Linked DNA regions of Homo sapiens: all the other regions are linked to region 3. The links are chromatin contacts, found by Hi-C or POLR2A ChIA-PET in ENCODE. All regions are on one chromosome and are shown on one strand. The core of a region is the stretch at or near the end of the contact, and the rest is flanking DNA. Distances in the headings are between cores, read along the strand shown.

The links. Hi-C counts contacts between places; a loop is a spot of excess contacts on that map. ChIA-PET counts read pairs that join two places held with the same protein, here RNA polymerase II (POLR2A). Pooled maps may share reads with other maps.
Region 1: a map with no recorded cell type shows a loop between it and region 3 (19-fold over the local background). The contact joins the promoter of GLS here to the enhancer-like site in region 3. A Hi-C loop is called at or near these places in 3 of 37 single-sample maps with no recorded cell type and 7 of 50 pooled maps. POLR2A ChIA-PET finds 5 or more read pairs at or near these places in 1 of 52 experiments (BJ).
Region 2: a map with no recorded cell type shows a loop between it and region 3 (17-fold over the local background). The contact joins the promoter of STAT4-AS1 here to the enhancer-like site in region 3. A Hi-C loop is called at or near these places in 2 of 37 single-sample maps with no recorded cell type and 8 of 50 pooled maps. POLR2A ChIA-PET finds 5 or more read pairs at or near these places in 1 of 52 experiments (OCI-LY7).

Annotation. Positions count from the first base shown.
Region 1 is chr2:190,877,774-190,882,288 of GRCh38, reverse strand. GLS (glutaminase) reads right to left here and starts at 1,468. Exons shown (of 18, transcript NM_014905.5): 1 at 819-1,468. The coding sequence starts at 1,204. It overlaps LOC124906110 (a long non-coding RNA gene), which reads left to right and starts at 301. Exons shown (of 2, transcript XR_007087791.1): 1 at 301-376; 2 at 721-4,515. RefSeq lists enhancers at 1-180, 1-544, 1,941-2,080 and silencers at 501-810, 871-960, 1,011-1,070, 1,411-1,670.
Region 2 is chr2:191,019,753-191,023,960 of GRCh38, reverse strand. STAT4-AS1 (STAT4 antisense RNA 1) reads right to left here and starts at 2,435. Exons shown (of 3, transcript NR_136318.1): 1 at 2,406-2,435. LOC124900514 (a long non-coding RNA gene) reads right to left here and starts at 3,418. Exons shown (of 2, transcript XR_007087796.1): 1 at 2,617-3,418. LOC107985785 (a long non-coding RNA gene) reads left to right here. Exons shown (of 2, transcript XR_001739163.1): 2 at 233-821. RefSeq lists enhancers at 2,545-3,162, 3,306-3,755.
Region 3 is chr2:195,557,176-195,561,477 of GRCh38, reverse strand. No RefSeq gene overlaps it. Among named protein-coding and RNA genes, the nearest start is that of LINC01827, 15 kb to the left of the region's middle. RefSeq lists an enhancer at 1,818-1,867. Within about 2 kb of position 1,682, at least 13 of the 41 ENCODE cell types and tissues checked have a DNase peak (open chromatin) inside an H3K27ac peak, as active enhancers do; they include OCI-LY7, where a contact is called at or near this core.

The DNA of each region.
Region 1 (4,515 bases), core at 219-2,718, 4.7 Mb after region 3:
AAGTCACAAAACCTACTCAACTCAGATTTTTCACTGAGTTAGTGTATTACGTCACATTTCATCTTGGCTATTTAACTTTTATTTCTAAAAATCTCCCCATCTCACGGAAGACCTGACAAGCCAAAGCTGGTCCCTTATGCAAACAGGTGGTCTATACTGCGTGCCCCATCTTCTCGGCCACATGACCGGATTCCTCCTAATCTCACTTCTGAAACATTGTTTCCGGTGCCCCAGATGGCTCTACACGTGCCTGAGGTAGCCACTCCCGAAATATAAAGAGCTCTCTGTCACATCTGGCTTCCAACCGGATGATGGCAGAAACCAAGGGAGGGCAGGCAGAGCGGAAACGAGCCAGGAAAAGCGACAAGTCAGGAAGGTAAAGGCTCTGCTGAACGCCCAACTCCTAAATGTCACTCGGTGGAGATGTTCGTGCAGCATCGCCCACGAATGGCTGGGGCGGGCGGCCAGGCGCTGCAGCCGCAAGCCAGGGAGCTGAGCACGCAGCGCGGGCAGGGGAGCGGCCTCTCTGGCGCTGGGGACGCCAGGCGAGCCCATCAGGCCCCACCGCGGCCCCACCAGGGCGACCCCCGCCGGGGGCGGAGAAGGGAAGTGGGTGCCTGGCGGAGGGTTGCGGGCGGGGAAGGCGCGGGCGGGGCCGGGCCTAATCACATGGCGCAGACGGCGCAGGCCGCCCGGCACCTCTTTCTTTCTCTTTTCTAGACCCTCGGCTCCTATCCCGCCCCACCGCAGGGCCCCACACAGCCTGAGCCCGGGCCCCGAAAGGAACGAGGCCTCCTGCGCCTCGCGGAGACACTCACTTTTCACCTGAGGCCACCAGCTCTTTGCCCTCGCTGTTGCCAAACGCGTCCGTCTCCCCGGGGCCGTCCTTGGGGCCGGGCGCCGCCGGGGCAGCGGGTGGCGACACCCCGGGCTGCGGATGCGTGCTCCCCTTGCCCAGCTCCTGCAAGATCTCCGAAGGAGAGCTGGACAGGCCCCGCGCGAGGGGCTCCGCCGGCCAGCCGCCCCCGCCCCACCACGGGTGGAGTCGCGCGGCGGCAGCCGGGCCCGCGGCCGGCCGTCCCCCGCCTCGGGGACGCCGGCACAGGGTGACCAAGGGCTGTGCCCGCCGCAGAGTCGCGCTCACGCCGGCGGGCGACCGCAGGAGCAGGTCCCGCAGCATCCCCGAGCCTCGCAGCCGCATCATGCCGCCGGGTCCGTCAGCGCCCGCTCAACAGGGGAGGATGCTCCGGGCGTGGGCGGCCGGTTTCCTCGGGGAACGCGGTCTGTGGTGGGGCGGTGAGATGACAGAAGAGGAAAGGGCAGCTACTTGGGTGTGGTTCCGGCTCGGACTCCCGCAGCGGATGCGGGTGCTGCTGCTGCTGCTGCTGCTGCTGCTGCTGCTGCTGCTGCTGCTGCGCGCTAGGATTGCCGCGACCGGTTCTCTTCGCTCCGCCTAAGGCTCCGCACTGAGGCTAAAGCGCAGGGGAGGGCTAGAGACCTTCAGCGCTCGCCGACGGCCCGCCCCTTTCGCCCGCTGCGATTGGCTCAAATCCTCGACCTCTCTTTTGATTGGCGATTAGGGCAGTCAAATTTCTCTCGGCTCTGGGTGCGCGGAGAGTAGGGCGGGGGATTGGTGGGGGGCGGGGAGAGGAGTCAAACTGACGTGTGAAGCGGGTGAGCCAGGCCCGGCTGCTCAGTAGCCACTTTCTGCACGCCGTGCCAACTCCGAGGCTAGCCTAGTTGGGTACTAGGGGCTCTGGGTTCTCGCATTTATGAAGCAGTGGGCTCCTCCACTCTGGGAATTCGAGCTGTTGGGGAGACTCATGGGCGAGATCCCCCGCAGCCGAGGGCAGTGAGGTCAGCAGGTTTGGCAGGGCTGAGTCTGGCCGAGCTGTCGGAACTCAGCCGATCCCAGCTCGCATCTGGCCCCCAGGTCAGGGCGTCTGGCGACTCCTCCGAGAGCAGCCCCGGACAAGCTTCATCCCTCTCCCAAATGTAACATTTGCTTGAAACTTTCCATGATTGGCTACTACCCAGACGTGAAGTGTTTTGGAAAAAATGAGCAAAATCCTTTCAGCTATGCGACTTAAGCCATGGGAGGGTGGAGGTGGAGGGAGGGCGACGAGTGGCGAGGCGGGGTGGGGGGGTTGCGGAATCCAGAATACGACAGCTTTCTTTTTTAAAAATTATTTTTTTTAAATGTACACCGATACTTCAAAAATAGTTTTGAATAGCAATGATTCCGTTAACGCTATTTGCTTGAAAGCAAAACTGTAGATACTTTTCTATTTTAAAAACTGCTTCACTGTTTTAAAATAGAAGCGTTGGAATACGGGTTCTCTAAGTTATTTCAGCATCACTTTATCCATTTATCCTTTTGGACCTGTGGAAAAACAGCCAAGAACCTGATAAACTGAGTTATTCCCTGAGGCTACATACACATTACATTCCAGGACAAAAAAATGTTTTTAGACTATTTCCTGAAACAATTAGGTTTAAATGGAGTAGATCCACAGAGTTTAATAAGATGTTTTGGGGGTTGGTGTGTTGTTACTGTGTTGTTGTGTGTGTTCGTTTTGAGAAAGGGTCTCACTCTGTCGCCCAGGCTGAAGTGCAGTGGCGCGATCACGGCTTACTGCAGCCTTGAACTCAGGGGCCCCGGTGATCCTCCCACCTCAGCCAGCACCTGCTTTTTTTTTTTTTTTTTTTTGTATTTTTGGTAGAGACGGGGTTTCGCCAGGTTGCCCAGGCTGGTTTCGAGGGATCTGCACCCCCTGGGCCTCCCAAATTGCTGGGATTACAGGCGTGAGCCACCACGCCCGGCCTAATGAGGTGATTTTTATGAAACTAGAAGGGTGTATGTCAGGTGCATCATTAATTGATAACCGGATTTAGTAATCTAGTGAACTGTAAAATATTTCAATAGATTAATAATTAGGAAATCTGGCTGTACCTACAGGTTATGTGACCTTTGGCATGTTACAGCCTTGCCGTGTTTTAAGTTTTTTTTTTCTATCTGCTCTTTAACCAGAAGAACATGGAAAAAACTATCATGTGTAAAACATAGTCACCTTTTTTATTTAAAAAAAAAAAAGCAGGACAATGGGAAAGTACTTAGATAGCTTTTATTACTAATGTTACTTGTCCAAAAATGTTGATGAATCAAAGTAATGATATATTCAGGAATAGAGACATCAAGTTTCAGAGGAAAGGTAACAAATATTACCCCTGCCTAACCCTGACTTGTTAATGACTTGCAGACTTTAATATTGTCCAATATATTAGCTGCAATTAGTTATCAATTTTAACTGCCTCTTTTTTCTCAACAACACAAAGCAACTGACAATCCAGTTACTGTTTTCCTCTCAGTTTCTCCCTTAATTTCTCTGAGTTTCTTATGAAAATTGTTTTAGATATTTAAAGGTTTAAAGGCTTTATAGTTCACTTAACAAATAAGAAAGCTAACCTAGTAACAGATTATTTTCTAGAGTTTCTAGTTTCTAGAGTTTTATTTTCTGGTAGTTTCCAGACTTTCTGCTTTTGGTGAGAATGGATAGATATTACTCCCAAAATTTGGAAGAATTGAGTCCACTGAAATTTAACCCCTTGTTTGAGAAGGCTAATGAAAAGGTTATAGACAGCAAAGAAACTATTATAAATAGAATAAAAATGTGACTCAATACTTTCATTTGATTCTTTTCTTCATCTTATATAATTTTTTAATCTTTAAAGATATTTTTATCTACAACTTTGTAACCATTACACAACTTTGAAGTTTCAGTTATGTTAAATTGAATTATATCATTACATAAACTCATGTAATCATCATGTAAAAAGTATAAAAACATTTGTATACATACAATAAGTAGTCCACCAAAATATCTACAAATAGAAAAATGCTCTCCACATTAACTATGGTTGGGTTGTCAGATCTACTCTTCGACTTCCTTTTTGCTCCTAAGTGCAGCTACACTACAAAGAGTTGCTGTCCCATAGCCATCATCAGGTAATCAGCCATCAAAAGGAATAATTGGAATTTGTGCACTTTGTGTCTGTTCTAACTTGAAGAAAGGTTCCTGTGCTTCTATGTTCCTGAGCTTCTTTGTTCTGTCGAAGATTACAAAAGGCTAATGTTTCAAGATCATAATAAAATCCATATATAGGCCGGGCGCGGTGGACTCACACCTGTAATCCCAGCACTTTGGGAGGCTGAGGCGAGCAGATCACAAGGTCAGGAGATTGAGACCATCCTGGCTAACACGGTTAAACCCCATCTCTACTAAAAATACAACGATTAGCTGGGCGTGGTGGCACACACCTGTAATCCCAGCTACTTGGGAGGCTGAGGCAGGAGAATCACTCAAACCTGGGAGGCCGAGGTTACAGTGAGCCAAGATCGCACCACTGCACTCCAGCCTGGCAACAGAGCGATACTACATCTCAAAAAATAAAATAAAATAAGATAAAATAATATATATATATAGAAATTCCAGATTGCGCCTTCACAAAAACTAG
Region 2 (4,208 bases), core at 1,186-3,685, 4.5 Mb after region 3:
GGCTGCAGCCAACCGTGCTCATGCCACTTCACTCCAGCCTGGGTGACAGAGTGAGACTCTGTCTCAAAAAAAAGAAAAAAAAAGAATCATTTATATTACTATGTCACAAAGTTGGTTTTAATATATCACAAAGTTGGCCCGATATCAGTATTTCAATGTAATTGGTTTTCTTTTGAATCTTATGCATCTTATCTTATTCAACTAAAAACATTATTTTCTGAAAAACTTACAGGTTTCATCAGACTGCCAAAGAGGTCCATGTCACAAAAACTAGTTAAGAATCCCAGCTTTGGATAAAGACCACAATTCGCAACAGATCTTTCCAAAGTCACGTATTATTTAGTCCCCTCTTAGTCTTCAACTCATCTCTCTTCACTCCTCCCCAACAGCTTCTTATCCACCAAAACATCTGCACACAAGACTGACTGAACTACTTTCAGTTTCTTTGATGGCCCATGTTCTCTCTGTTTCCCCTGCCACATCCTCTCAATTCTCCAACCCCATCCCATATATCCCTGCACCTGGATAATGTTTACGCATTCTTCAGGCTCTGGAAAGCCTTCCTGCCAAACACACACACATACATACACACACACACACACACGCATGTGTGCGCATGGCTCAGGTCATGCCACGCTTCCTCCATAGCATCCTCTACATCCCCGGCACAGTGCTTATCTCCTTTGGTGTAAATGATATCATCTATTTTCCTCAATAGACTCTAAGCAAGCTCTGTATGTACATGGACCAAGACAGCCCTGCTCACAGTTATATCCCTGGAATCTAGTACAATCTGGCCCTGAATAAATATTTATTAATGATTTGGTGTTTGGACACATCAAGAACAGTCATTAGTTCCTTCCTTTCCTTTGCTCCTTGGGCTGCCTGCAAAACTAAGCTGAAATTCTCTTCCTAACAGCTCCAAACTCTAAAATCATGAAACAGCCCCCAATGTTATGCTTCATCCTGATTAACCAAAACACACTTGCTTTTGATCACACAGAGAGGACTTCCTCCCTACCTCACCCTGAACTTCCAATAGACATTGTCTAGAATTACAGTTTATAAGCTCACTCTAACTTCCCTTTGATGCTAGGTATTATCTCATGCATGCCTAACATCCTAGACATCTACCTACTCATAGATGAACCAAGTGTTCCTGAAATTTCCCCTAAACTCTCCATTACACTCAAGGGCATTACTACTTCTGCCCCTAGTAAAAGTCCTCCACAAAGAATGGCATGAACCCGGGAGGCAGAGCTTGCAGTGAGCCGAGATGGCACCACTGCACTACAGTCTGGGCGACAGAGCAAGACTCCGACTCAAAAAAAAAAAAAGTCCTCCACAACACTCTTATGTCAGGCTTGACAGTCATCTTCTTAGACATCTCACAGACTGATAGACTGCCGCAAACGGAAAGAACTCTGCCGTCCAGAGAGGGCAGAGAGAGGGGAGAGGTTGGAAGGGGTGTGAAGGAGTAGAGCTCTCATTAAAAGTCCTTTAGGGAAGTTTTTTGCGCTATGCATGCTCATTATTCTCTTCCCCCCTCAATTGTGGCTCGATAGGTCTTAGAGCCAGTGCTGAGATCTGAATGGCTGAATTAACCTGTGATTCCTGATCTCAGTGTTGGTCAGTGACGTTCATTTATTCATTCAAAAAATATTTTTGAAATATTTGAAAATGCCTGTATCAGGCATTGCTTTGCTTAACCAGGGTTTCTGAACCACAAGACACAGAAAGTGATTTGCTTGACGATTTTCTCAGTTCTCCCAGGGATGGCATACAGTGACATTCTAGATATACAGGAGAGCAGGGAATTCATTACACACATAGATACCCTGGGGGATTAGACTGAATTGTCTCATGGAATACTGGATGGAAAAGGCTGTTAACACAGAACAAACTCCCTCCTGTTGTGAACTTACACGCTGGCGAGGAGAGATGAAAACAGACAAATAATAAACAGGGATAGGTTTAACAAGTGTTATGAGGATTGCAAGTGTGATACAGTCACTGGAAGAAGCAATCAATGAGGGTGTCTTTGAGGAGATGATGACTGAACTGAGACCTAGAGAATGGGAAGGAGGCAGTCCATGAACACAGTCAGGAAAACAGCATCCCAAAAGACCAGTGTATGTATGCATAGGGCTCAGGCAGGTAAAAACTTGGGGTATCTGAGGAACAGAAAGAGGCTAAGGGGATTGAGGGGAGCCTAGTGAAGTATGGGGTGAGATAAGATGAGTAAGAGGGGTAGGTGAGCCCAAATTGGCGGGCCCTGGATTCTTATTGCAAATTGAAGCCAGCAGAGGCTTTTAAACAGGTGAGTGGTGTTATAAAATTTGTTTCTTCATTTAAGTGAACATCGAACAAGGTTGCTATACAAGAAATGCCCCCAAATTCCCCACCTAGGTCTGGCTTCCACAGGGCAGGCACTCAGAAGGGCTCCACGCTTGGCTTCATGCTCTCCTGTTGCCTTCTTGAAATTCTTCATTAATTTTGAGTAAGGGACCCCACATTTTCATTTTGCAACGGGCCCTCCCTGCAAATTACATAGCTGGTCCTGTGTTGTTCTAACAGGGGAAAATAAACGTCTATTTGCATAGTAGGACTCTGTACCTTAGGGTCTTGTTTGTGTGCAGCCATTTTGGGGCTGGTCGTCACTCTCACAAGAGGCTGGAGGTTGGGGCCCAATGAGGTAGGTAGGCCCTTTCACACACTGGAGGTTCTAGGTGGGTGCCGAGTTCACCCTAAGAAGGTAGAGCCCCTTAAGAGTAGGCGAGCAGAGCCCAAAGAAACTCAGTCTCGTGCCTCCTAGAACCATTGAGTAAGTCACAGACATTACACAAAACTCTTGTTTCCTCAGCCAGCCGAACTTTCGAAATCATTGTCCAGTGACTAAGCATTCTCCATTATACTTCTCCCACGTTCCTTCTGGTATAATCACCACAACTGAGAAGGCATGGGGGCGAGAAGACCCCAGAAGAAAGAGGCAAGCCCCTTGCAGACCGAGCCTGAGGACGCCTATAGAAACTGCCAGACCCCAACCTCTGGTTCAAGGGCAGCTACCCAGGCTGGCTGAGGGTCACAGCTTACCAGACAGGACAAGATCTGAGTCAGTGCAAGTGCAAACTGTGTAGATAGCGAAGTGAAGCGGGTAAAAGAGACCTTTTCAGGACAAGGAAAGAAACGGTGGAAGTGCAAGGGTAAGGTTTCCAGCACCTTAGGTGCAGAAATCAGGACACGTTTCCCTCCCTCCCTCTAAGGTGAAACGGCAGCCACCCGCGCCTCCGCCTTCCGTCGTGTGCAGAGCTAACACTCGCGCGTGCGGGCCGCGTGGACCGGCCTCTCTGGGACCCCGTCCCGCAAGCCGATCTGCAGCCCCAGGGCGAGCGTGCGAGCAGTGCGCCCGCCGCCAGGGAGAAACCGTTGGGAGGAAGCGGGCTGCGGGAAAGCCCCGCTGCGCCTGCGTGCTGCGCCTGCGTACTGCTCCCGCAGGCTCTAACTTTCGCTTTTCGGTTTCCTCTCAATCCCAGTCCTTCTCGCTCCCGGGCAGTTTCCCCGAAAGCACGTGGGGCGGCTCTTCCGAGCACTCGCGTCCCTCCCGCCGCGCGCGCCGGGCCAGCTGTTTCCGAAGCGGTTCAAACTGCACCGCGCAAAGCCAGGGGCGTGGGCGGGCCCGGGCTGCTCTACCTGCGCTCGGAAAGCTAGGGCTCCAAAGCGTTCCTGAGCGGTTTTTGACCGCGAATGTGATAGTGCTCATGGTAAACACTGAAAATAAATTACATAGACATATCTTACTACCCAGACACATTAACATTTTAGAGTATTTTTCCTTCTCCCTCTCTGTTTCCATTTATTTACATTTCTATATATTATTACAATAATAGGATAATACTGTCTATGTTTTCTTTCCTTCATTTTCATTTAATTTTATACGTGGATATTTTCCAATGTGAAATTAAATAGTCTTTGAGAGCCTAACTTTGATATTCTACTATATGAATTGTGCTTTAACTGACAGTTGGAAAATTCAGTTTCTGATTTTTCACTGTTACTAATGAAGCTGCTATGAACATCATTCTGCATAAATCTTTCATCTATATCTGATCACTTCCTTATAGCAGATTTCTGTAAGTTCAAGAATATTATAAAAACTTCCAAAAAAAGATTGTGTTCCCTACATTATAATCGTCAATATAATTCTGGTC
Region 3 (4,302 bases), core at 433-2,932:
AGTAATGGAGCTATGATCCAGACGCTAGCATTTTGGCTCCAGAGCCTATGCTCTTAATCATTACATACCTTCTTTTCTTAGTCTACAAGCCCATTTGACTGAGCTTATCCATTTTTTTTTTTTAGCTTCAACTTCTAACTATAAGCTCATTTGATATCTCTAATTCCAATCATGCCTGTCATCTGAGTTCGTCATCCCTGATGCTCACTGGACAACTTTACTAGTATTTCCCCATAGGGTATTAAACAGTTGATATTCCCACAACTGAACTCACTGTCTTTCTTGCCTTTAGCTTACAGTGTCTCCATTCTCCTTGTCACCAATGCAAGAAAACTGGGAGCCATCCTACAGTTATTTTGTCCAGTGTACTCTACCTCCTGATCATTTTTGTTTCATTTCTGTTCCTTTCTCTTCTTCCCTTCTGCCACCACAACTACACTTTGGGATTATAGTAAATATTTTTCTCATTCTTTTGAGCAAAGGATTAGTTTTTACCTTATGATATTGTGAGTCTTAACTGATGAGGTTCTCTTCTTTGAATTACCTACTCTGATGCATGGAGTCACATGTGAAAGCTACCTATTAAAAAAAAACTATAGAAACCTGGCTGGATATGGTGGCTCACACCTGTAATCCTAGCACTTTGGGAGGCTGAGGTGGGCAGACCACTTGAGCTCAGGAGTTTAAAACCAGCCTGAGCAACATGGCAAAACCCAGTCTCTACAAAAAAAAAAAAAAAAAAAAAAAAAATTAGCTGGGCTTCGTGTCGCACACCTATAGTCTCAGAAACTTACTTGGGAGGCTGAGGTGGCAGGAACGCTTGAGCTCGGGAGGTCAAGGCTGCAGTGAGCTGAGATCTTGCCACTGCACTCCAGCCTGGGCGACTGAGTGAGACCCTGTCTCAAAAACAAGAAAAAAAAAATAGAAACGTATGCAATAATTTTCTGAACAAAGTTCTCTCTTGCTACTATCGTATTCCCTTAGGCTCATTTTAAAAAACTTGCTTTCAATTCTATTTTATATTACTCTACCCACAATAAACTACTTGCAGTTCCCTCAAATTTGCCAATGTGTGTGTGAGTGTGTATGTGTGTGTACATACCTGGACCATTGCCCATGCTGGAATGCCCTTTCTCGCCTCGCCTACTTGACAAATATCTATATTTTCCAAATCTCAATTCAAGATCATTTTATTCTTGAAATTATTAATGATACCTAACTTATGCCACCTCAATATGCCACGTACACTTTTTAATTTTTAACACCTATTGCCCTGATTTGCTTAAATATTTCTGTCCCTTCTGAAGTGTAATTTCTGTGAGATCAGAGACTGTATCTCATCTTTCCATTTTCAGTGGCCTAATAAAGCTGCATCTTTAGAAGTGGCTCATGGAATGATTCTACAAATAATAACTGTCATCCTTATGGAGCAGGTACCAGATGACAATAAACAGGCCAAACTGCAATGACATCTCAGCAAAGCCCACATATACCACTTATATATTTGGGAGATTTTCATAGTTTTGAAATGCTTTTGAATCTTTTTAAAGCCCTGTTTCTCTGCAATAGTAATAATAATAAAAAAAAAACTCTCAAAACAAGTATGCGTTACATGCTGGTTCCAAGAAGGAGGGAAGCTGGGGCAAACCACATCCTGCTTTCAAAGGAACCAACAAAGACCATGAGTAAAGCATGAGCTGAGGCTGATGAAGTGCACCTGTCCTGTGACAGTTCATGAGCAGTCAGCCTCTCATGAAAGTGGCAAGTTCTCTGTATTTTTACATAGCCAAGTCAGGCATTTCTAGGCTCATCTGTGGGACGAGGACACAATAGAGCAGGAAATGGCTTTGATGCTCCCAGTTTTAGTTTCCTAGGGCTGCTGTAACAAGACACCACAAACTGGGTTGCTTAAACATCTGTATTTGTTTCACGGTTGTGGAGGCTGGGAGTCTAAAATCAGCGTTGGTAGGGTTGGTTCCTTTTGGAGGCCCTAAGGGAGAAACTGACCTGGGCCGCTCCCCTAGCTTCTGGTGCTTGCTGACATTTTTGGCATTGCTTGGCTTGCAGCTGCAACCCTCCAATCTCTGTCTCCATCATCAAATGGCCCTGTCTCTGTGTATGTCTAAATTTTCCCCTTGTTTAAACTTTTAATTTTAGGTTTGTGGGGTACATGGGAAGGTTTGTTACATAGGTAAACCAATGTCATGGGAGTTTGTTGTATGCATTATTTTATCATCCAAGTGTTAGGCCAAGTACCCAATAGTTACCTTTTCTGCTTCTTTCCCTCCTGATGCCCTCCCCACTTAAGTAGGTCCCAGTGTCTTTTGTTTCCTTCTTTGTGTTCGTAGTTCTTATCATTTAGCTCCTACTTATAAGTGAGAACATATTGTATTTGGTTTTCTGTTCCTCCATTAGTTTGCTAAGGATAATAGTCTCCAGCTCCATCCATGTTCCCGCAAAAGACATGATCTTGTTCTTTTTTTATAGCTGCATAGTATTCCCTGGTATATAAGTATCACATTCTCTTTATCCAATCTGTCATTGATGGTCATTTGGGTTGATTCTATATCTTTGCTATTGTGAATAGTGCTGCAATAAACATTTGCATGTGTGTGTCTTTATGGTAGAATGATTTATATTCTTCTGGATATATATGGGATTGCTGGGTAGAATGGTAGTTCTGCTTTTAGCTCTTTGAGGAATTGCCATGCTGCTTTTCACAAGGGTTGAACGAATTTACACTCCTACCAGTAGTGTATACTGATTGTCAGAATGTTCATACCTCTTTCCGTAAATATACTCTAATGCAGTATAACCTCATCTTAACTTGATTATATCACCGAGGCTCTTATTTGTTTCCAAATAAGGTCCCATTTGTAGGTTTTAGGGGTTCAGACTTGAGCAAATCTTTTTGGGGATACTGTTCAACCCACAATGCCCCACCACACTTTAAATCTCCTTGGACCACAAGGTCAGCATATAGGCTTTTCCACTGCTTTGTTGGAGGTGGTGGTGAGAGTGGCAAAAGGTGACCATGACCTGAGAATCTTGGGGTTCTGGGTCATGAGTCATCTCCCCATCTACCTGCTTTTAGATGGATGAGGCTAAAAAGCATTATTTATTTACTTTTATTGTTTAAGGTTTCTGAAAATATATTTGAAGTAAACACATATTTTGAATGTAATAATTTAAATTATTCTAAATCATATGTTTGCTATATAAAGCATTAGAATCAAAAGTTTATATCCTTTTTAGTTTTTTTTGTTTCTTTTCTTTTCATTTTTTTTTTTTTTTTTAGAGATGGTTTCTTGCTATATTGCCAAGGCTGGTCTCAAACTCCTGAACTCAAGTGATCCTCCTGCCTTTGTCTCCTAAGTAGCTGAGATTACAGGTGTGAGCCTCCATGCTTGCCTCCTTTTTAGATTTTTAAATTATTTATTTATTTATTTAGTAGAGATGGGATTTCACTATGTTGGCCAGGCTGGTCTCAAACTCCTGACCTCAAGTGATCTGCCCGCCTTGGCCTCCCAAAGTGCTGGAATTACAGTCATGAGCCACTACACCTGGCCTGATTTTTAAAGAATTTAAATGATGTCTCAAATAATTTAACCACTAGAAAATTAAATCAATGTGCCAAAAATCATATTTCAAAAAATAATAAAAATAAAGGAGAAAATGCAATAGATAAACTGAAGAATTAGAAAATAATAGAGCAAGAGGGCTCTTAAAGATTTTTGTTTAGGTCAATAAATCCTGCCTTCCTCAGTGTGTAAAGTGAGACCCATTTAAACATTTTTTTCCAAAGTTACCCAGCTAATTAGTGGGCACAATTTAGACTATATTTCAAGTTTTTTTTTTTTTTTTAGATGGAGTTTTGTTCTTGTTGCCTAGGCTGGAGTGCAATGGTGAGATCTCAGCTCACTGCAACCTCTGCCTCCTGGGTTCAAGTGATTCCCTTGCCTCAGCCTGCCAAGTAGCTGGGATTACAGGCGCACATCACCATGCCCGGTTAATTTTTTGTATTTTTAGTAGAGACGGGGTTTCACCATGGCCCGGCTGGTCTTGAGCTCCTGACCTCAGGTGATCCGCCTACCTTGGACTCTCAGAGTGCTGGGATTACAGGTGTGAGCCACTGTGCCCGGCCTATGTTTCAAGTTTTTAAACTTCTATGTTGTTATTCTTTTCACTATATCACAGTACATTTTGGTCTTTACTATTAGACATTCTGATGGATCATGTCAAGGTTTTTTCTTTTTGCTTTTCTTAGAGAAAGTCAACTTGCAAAAGGAATAGGTTCTGAAT